Regions from separate parts of the Homo sapiens genome. Here region 1 is linked to region 2. Evidence: chromatin contacts called from ENCODE Hi-C or POLR2A ChIA-PET data. All regions are on one chromosome and are shown on one strand. The core of a region is the stretch at or near the end of the contact, and the rest is flanking DNA. Distances in the headings are between cores, read along the strand shown. Region 1 holds the start of GAB2 (GRB2 associated binding protein 2). Region 2 holds the start of PAK1 (p21 (RAC1) activated kinase 1).

The links. Hi-C counts contacts between places; a loop is a spot of excess contacts on that map. ChIA-PET counts read pairs that join two places held with the same protein, here RNA polymerase II (POLR2A). Pooled maps may share reads with other maps.
Region 1: a loop to region 2 is called in a pooled map, with 9 times the contacts of the local background. The contact joins the promoter of GAB2 here to the promoter of PAK1 in region 2. A Hi-C loop is called at or near these places in 1 of 37 single-sample maps with no recorded cell type and 7 of 50 pooled maps. POLR2A ChIA-PET finds 5 or more read pairs at or near these places in 1 of 52 experiments (activated CD4-positive, alpha-beta T cell).

What each region holds. Positions count from the first base shown.
Region 1 is chr11:78,416,424-78,419,778 of GRCh38, forward strand. It overlaps GAB2 (GRB2 associated binding protein 2), which reads right to left and starts at 1,397. Exons shown (of 10, transcript NM_080491.3): 1 at 1,223-1,397. The coding sequence starts at 1,297. RefSeq lists silencers at 1-294, 757-886, 957-1,056, 1,167-1,786 and an enhancer at 383-1,137.
Region 2 is chr11:77,472,351-77,475,809 of GRCh38, forward strand. It overlaps PAK1 (p21 (RAC1) activated kinase 1), which reads right to left and starts at 1,744. Exons shown (of 15, transcript NM_002576.5): 1 at 1,202-1,744. RefSeq lists an enhancer at 852-1,768 and silencers at 1,009-1,318, 1,339-1,388, 1,619-1,978.

The DNA.
Region 1 (3,355 bases), core at 147-2,646, 940 kb after region 2:
AGCCAAGACAGGAAATTCTGGTAGGCTTCTGCCTCTCCCCCCATGGACAGCCACTGGTGCAGCTGACAGAGGGCAGGGTCTATTCCGAGCTCCCTTGATGCACTGCAGCTGGAGGCAACGGCTCCCTTCCAGGCTGTGGGAGTGATCCCGGAGTTCGGCACCACAGCCCGTTAAACAAGGGCATTTCATGGGAAACGGAGAGGGAGCAGATGAGAGACCTTGAAACCTTCCAGCAACCTTACCCCCACTTCCAAACTCCCGCGACTACCCCAAGACCATTTCGGCCAAATCTCAGTAACTGGCACCATCTTGTACTTTGACCTCACCAGGCAAGGCATCCTCTGGGGAGAGGGGTTAAAAAAAAAAAAAAAAAAAGCCAGAACTCCACGGCTCAGCGCCACGCTGTTCCACCTCCCCCAGGCTGCCAGTTCCCCACCTAGAGGGAAAAGGCTGTTCCAGCGATCTCAGTAAACACTGTCGGTTGGCAACACCTGGCCGCGGAGAGCCTCGATCTCTCCCGACCCCAGACACCCGGGAGCTGCCCGGTCCCAAACCCGGGCCAGCCACGGGGACCAAACTGCAGTGTCACACCGGGGTCGGGGGGAGGCGCCTGTGAGAGACGAACGGAATAAAGGGAAAGAAGGGGGACAAACAAATGAGTCACTTAATACAAGGGCTGCACATGCCGCTGACGCTGCCGGTGATGCAGCCGCGGACGGAGGGAGGCCGGCGGCCGGGAGGGGCAGGCGGAGAAAGGGAAGGAGAGGGCGTGAGGCGCTCGCCCTTTGTGGGGCCGTCCGCGCGGCCCCACAGCCTACGCCCCCCTTTCCCGCCCTCTCCCCGACCCTGCGGGCTGAAGCTGCTCGGGGCTGCCGCGGAGCCCCAGCCCCGAGAGTCAACTCTCTCGGTCTCCAGAAGCCATCAATACAAAACTTCGACACTGTATTTAGTTCACGAGCAGACCGGCTTGGGAGGCGCCGCAGCCGCACCCGCCTGGCGGAGCAGGAGCCGCAGCCTCAACCTGCCGCCCGCCCCGCCCCTCGGCGGCCCACCTGTGACAGGTGTGCAGGTGCCCCACACGCCCCCGGCCGCTCCTCGCCCCCGGCCCCCCGCGGCTCCGGGCCCGAGCTCCCCAGCCTGCCGCCCCTCCGGGAGTCCCCCGCCCCTCCGCAGGCCCCGGAGCGCCCCCCGCCCGCCCCTGGGCGGCCGCGCCCGCACTCACATAGCGCCTCAACTTCTTCTCGGGAGGCGATTTCCTCAGCCAGCCGGTGCACACCACGTCGCCGCCGCCGCTCATGCTGCCGGCCTGGAGCCCCCCGCCGGGTCGCGCGGACGAGGGCGCGGGCTCGGGCAGCTGGGGCAGCGGCCGGCGGTGCGCAGCTCGCGGGAGGCCAGGGGCGGGGCGGGCGGCCCGGCGGGGACTAGGCGGCGCGGCGCGGCGCGAGCCCGGCAGCCTCGCGCGCGCCCGCTCCCCCGCCCCGAGCGCGCGCAATCCGCACTCTCCGCCCGGCCGCCGGGGGAGCAGCTGCAGCAGGAAGGCCGGCTCGCTCGCCACGCCCGCTCCCGCCGCGCCCCCGAGGCCGCCGCGCACGCGGACGCGGGGCTAGGGACCCGCGAGGATACAGAAAGCCACCGCCGCCGGCGCGCCCCGGAGTCTCGCTTTCTCCTGAGGCCCCAAGCCGCGGGCGCGGAGGCCAGGGAGGCGACCGCGCCCCTGGCGCTGGCGGGTGTGAGGGGAAGGGACTGCGCGCCCTCGGTCGTCGATCGATTTTTCACCGAGCGTCGACGGGGAAGGGATACTAGGGCTGCTCACATTTCCGATACATTCTGCGGGTCAGGTTCCGGCTGAAAGGAGGGACCCCTTCCCAGCAAGAAGCTCCTTAACTCTGGCGTCCCTCGGCGGGAGGAGGAGACGGACCTACTACGCGCCGGAGCCTTTGCTTTTGTAGCTTACAGGATTGTCTTCAGTATTGTTCCTATTTTATGGACAGCCTAAGGGCAAGGGCTTGTACAAAGCCGAGCCAATTTTCCAATTCAGGTGTGTGGGGGAGGAGGGGTCCCGGTCATCTGCTATTCAAAATGAGGGCATTGCCTTAATGGGATCGACCTGGGAGCCTCTCATTGCCTGGAAACCAAGTCCAGCTGACTCCCTCCTACACTGCCTCTGGGAAAACACAGTTTAGTATAGAAAATTCGCATGATTTGTAGAATGGAAGAAGCAAAACTAGTCAATGTATTTCATAACGAATTGGAAGGCAAGGTCAAGTGCAGAAGAACAAGAAATTGGGGTCCAAATTCCCCAACGTTCCCGCTCATTGACACAGGCTATGAGACCTCTGTTTGTAAATATAATGGTATCCCAGATGTACGTGGAAGCACACAACCCCAGCACTTCAGCGGGAGGGGGGAGAAAAAAATCTTTTGTACGAGCTCTTTTCTCATCACAAAGTGTCTCTCTAAGCAGCATTAAAAGGCAGGTCCTCCCTAACTTCTCTGATAAGTGGATAGTAACCTGTTTATTCAATGGGGAACCGTGCTGTGTGGACAGATGAATTGGAGAAGCAGCATCTTGCAGTGCCCCACACAACCTCAGACTAAAGCTGTTTTGTTTATTTCTGTCTCTGTGCAGCTGAGTTGTTTCAAGCAGTTGGACATCATTTGGTCCAAAAGATCTTGATTGGGTTGGGGGAAGTTCACCCTCCTCAATTTGGAAAAGCGAATCCCCTACCACGTACTTAGCTCTTCTAGATACCCTGGGAGTTTTAGCGGTCAGTCCCCTGGATCTAACATTTCACTGACTTTCTTCAATATCCAGTGTGCTGCTGGATGGGAAGTAAAGCCAGAACTGGTAGGCTGGGACCACAGCTCCCTTAACCTTACAATTTAGGGATCCTTAAGTCACGTATGAAGGGCCACCACCAGAATGATGGCCATTTTAACTTCTGGCTTTAAGTACCTTAAATCCCTGTAAGACAAACAACACTTAACGTCTGCCAAATCAATCAGGAGGCGGTGACTTCCAACCAAAATAAAACTATCCTGACTTCATTCACATCTGAGTCATGGTGCCAAGTCCCAGAGATTGCAGAGTCGGAGAAATCTGCATGGTTTGGCTGCAGCTGAGGTTTGTGATGCAAGTCAGGCATACGTATGCCCTATCTTCCCCCAGAAGAGTAGTCTTACGTATCCTTTGATAGTTACATGATTCAATACACAGACTGGAAGACTGTTTAGCAAGAGTTAGTGGGGGTTAGGTCATATTCTGCCAGAAATTCCTTAAAGTCTTATTTTGTTTGCTTAGGAAAAGATGGTGTTATTTACAATTTCATGTGGAAATGGAAAAGTTTGATGTTTC
Region 2 (3,459 bases), core at 494-2,993:
ATAGGAACCAAAATGTTGTAAGTGCTGTGGTAGAAATCCCACCGGGCCAATGGGAAGAAATCAGCTCTGTCTGTAAGAGGAGAGACAGGATGGAGGCCAGCAAAGACTTCACAGTGTGGGAATTCTTCAGTGGACTCTTGAAAGCTGAGTCCGGTGCTTGCTACTTGCCCGTTTTGGGGCATAAAACCAAACTTCTGGAGCTTTTAAGGCTGGAAGTGACCTGCTCAAGGTCACACAAGAAGTAGATGAAGCCACAGGGTAAGAGAGATGAGGTATCTGTACTGATAATTCCTACTTTCTCCTGACAGAGTTGAAAGAGAACCCAAAAATGTAGGAGGCAAAATTAAAGATTGTTCTCAGGAACAATTCTTAAAGTCAAGACTAATGAATCTGAATTTTTATTAGTAACCACGGAACTAACCCTTCCCTTCACTGTTCACAGTTTTTGTAACAGTAGAACAATTATCCAAGGGGTTTAAAAACCAAGGACGTTGCTCACAACGCCACACCCACTACTTCTCAAGTATTCTTCCAAAACACTCCCAGTAATGTGTACTGCTGAAATAGGATAGCGAAGGCTACAACAATCATGTCTTTTCAAACGTAATAATGAACATAAAATAACTATAAATCTCCTTCCCCGGTTGTTTTTCACTTCCCAAGTTACAGAATATTCCGGGGTGGGGGAGGGGCTGCGTAAGTCAAGTCCTACCAGCCCTTATTTTTCAGGGAGTAGAACCCTAAAGGTGACTGTCCAAGCCTGGAAGGGGTCATTTATTCCATGCAGAAGGAACTGGGCGCCGCTTTGCTGTGCCTCCTCGTAGCGGGACAGGGTGAGCGCCGCAGGACTGCGAAGTTCGGGACGGACTCGGTCCCGGACCGGTACTCGTGTGGCCTCCCGGCTCCAGCCTGGCCTGGCCCCGCCCCGCCCCTTCCCTCTCCCAGGTCTCTCGAATCGCCCGGCGTCTGAGACCCGCGACCCCGCCGGTACGCGCACAGGGGGCCTTTGTTGGCCCGACGGGAGCGGGCCTCGCGGGGCGCCGCCCGCCTCACCTTACCTGGCGCCTCCTCCCGCCCAGGCGCCCGGCCCCGCAACGCGAAATAAATGGGCCCAGACCCCCACTCCACCCGTCCCCACCCCCGCGCCCCAGCCCTGGCAGCCCGGGACGCGAGGGGTACTGGGCGGTAGGCCCGCTCTCACCTTCCGCGCTCGCTCAGCTCCTCTCGGCTCCTCCTCCTCCTCCCGGCGGTGGGTGCCGCCTAGCCGGGAGTGAGGGCGCGAGTGTGCGCGAGCTACCGCTTCACTTTCTCCCTCCTGCCGCCGCCGCCGCGCTGCCCGTGGCGGGGCTCCCCTCAGGACAGGGGAACTGCGAGGGAAGGGATGATGGGGGGGCGGGAGGGAGCGAGGCGACGCGGGCGGGGGGGGAAGGGGGGACTGAGGGGCGAGGTGCGAAGGGCTCAGATGGCCTCTGAGGCAGGAGGTGGTAACTGGATGCGGAGACCAGGTTCCTCGAGGGGGCTCACGAAAGCGCGGGGCTCCGTGGAAAAGGGAATGAGAGTCCAAGGGGGAAGGCGTCTGTGGGGGAGGACTGCAGAGCCTGTGAGGGAAGCGCGATGGGCGAGCGAGGGGGCGGGAGCGTGTGGGGGAAGCCGTGAGGGGGCGTCTACTGTGCAGCCACCACCTTCGGCTCCGGCTGCAGCCGCGGGAGGGCAGCCTCCCCCGCCCACAGCCGCGCTATTGTACGCCGCCCGGCAGGCCTGACCGCCTAGTTCACTGGCTCCCCTACTCCTCCTCCTCCCGCCTCCTCCTCCCCTCTGCCCTTTCCCCTTCTCCCCCTCCCCCTCCCCCACTCCCCCTCCCCGGCGCGGCGGCGGCGGCTGCGGCTCCGGTGGAGCCGTGCCCGCCCCGCCTCCCGCAGGTGAGAGGGGGCGGGGAGGGCCTGACCGACCCGTGGGAGCGAGGCCAAACCCTGGCCCGCATGAGGGCGAACGCCTGGGATTACGTCATCGGCGCGTGACGCCAGAGGCTGGGGAATCACCCGCTTGCTGCGTGACGTCATCGCGTCGCGTCACTGTTCTCGGTCCGCTGTCCGTGGCGGGTTGTTTCCGTGCAGCCTTTCTATCAGACAATTTTGGGACGATTTCTGGGAGGGCTACTGTAGTAGTCAGGATGGAGAAAGACGGCTAACTTCCGGCGCTGAGGGTCCTTTTCAGGTTAACAAAGCACCACCGCATCTATGAGCTCGTTGTCAAGGGCTGAATTTGAAAACTATCCGATGTCGTGTGATCTCACAGCCAGACATGTATTATGTTTTCTTTCTGTGGGAGAGGGGGCAGGGGTGGGAGGAAGACAAAGAAATTATAACGGAGATGTTTGAACTAATGTGAACTGACATACGAAAAGAATGGGCTTCCTTTCACGTTTTTTCCCCTACCGTGGAGGGTACTTTCGACCCAAAGCTTTCTTTCTCCTGAGCTCAGATTGTGTATTTCCCAATACCTCCCGAGCAGCATTACCTGCATACTCTTCGTACCTCAGATTCAACATGTGCGAAACTGAGACAGCATTAGAAAGGCTAAGAGTCCGGAATCAGGTTGCCTTGCTTGAAATCCTAGCTATTCAAATATTAGTGATAGGACCTTGACATTTCTAAGCCGTAATTTTTCTGTAATAATAAGTAGTACCTTAACTAGGTCTTCCTAAGCCTCAGTTTTACCATGGTAATAGTAACAAGCCCTTTAGAATGTTGGCTATTATTATTATTTCCCCCCCAAAATTGCTTCTTACGTTCCTTTCCGTTCTCAATGAATGGGCCACCCATTCAACAATCCCCTAAGCCAGGAACCTAGACATACTAATAGCTCCCCGTTCTTCCTCTCTCAACATCCATATCAAGTTGGACACCAAGTCTTGTAGCTTCTCCTAAATATTTTTCAAGTCCTTGCCTGTGTCGTCTTCTACTACCACCACCTGAACAACTGGAGCAACCTTTAGTCTCTTCAAACTCAATCTATTTTTCTCACTAGTTACCTGAGTAGCCTTATAAAAGCACAAATCTGATGATGTCCTCCCGTTTAAACACCGAAAGGATTTTATTGCTTTCAGGATAAAGTTCAAACTCCTGAACTTGGCACTTTATTACCTGACTGCTTACACTAGCCTTTCTAGCTTTGTCTCACATCATTTATTTTTTGCTCCAAGCACACTGAAATATTAACGTTATTTGAATACACATTTCTTCATGTCTTCAAGCTCTTCCCTACTTAGCTGACTGGCCAACACCTATTCATTGTACAAAGCTGAGCTCAAATGTCATTCATATTCATATTCATATTCATTTGACTAATATTTCTAAAGTTTCCCTAAGCCTTAACAAAACTGTAATTCTATAGTATTTCTATGCCTTTTATGGAAGTAACTGCATTTGTGTATCTAATTTCTTGAGTTCCAAGTCATAT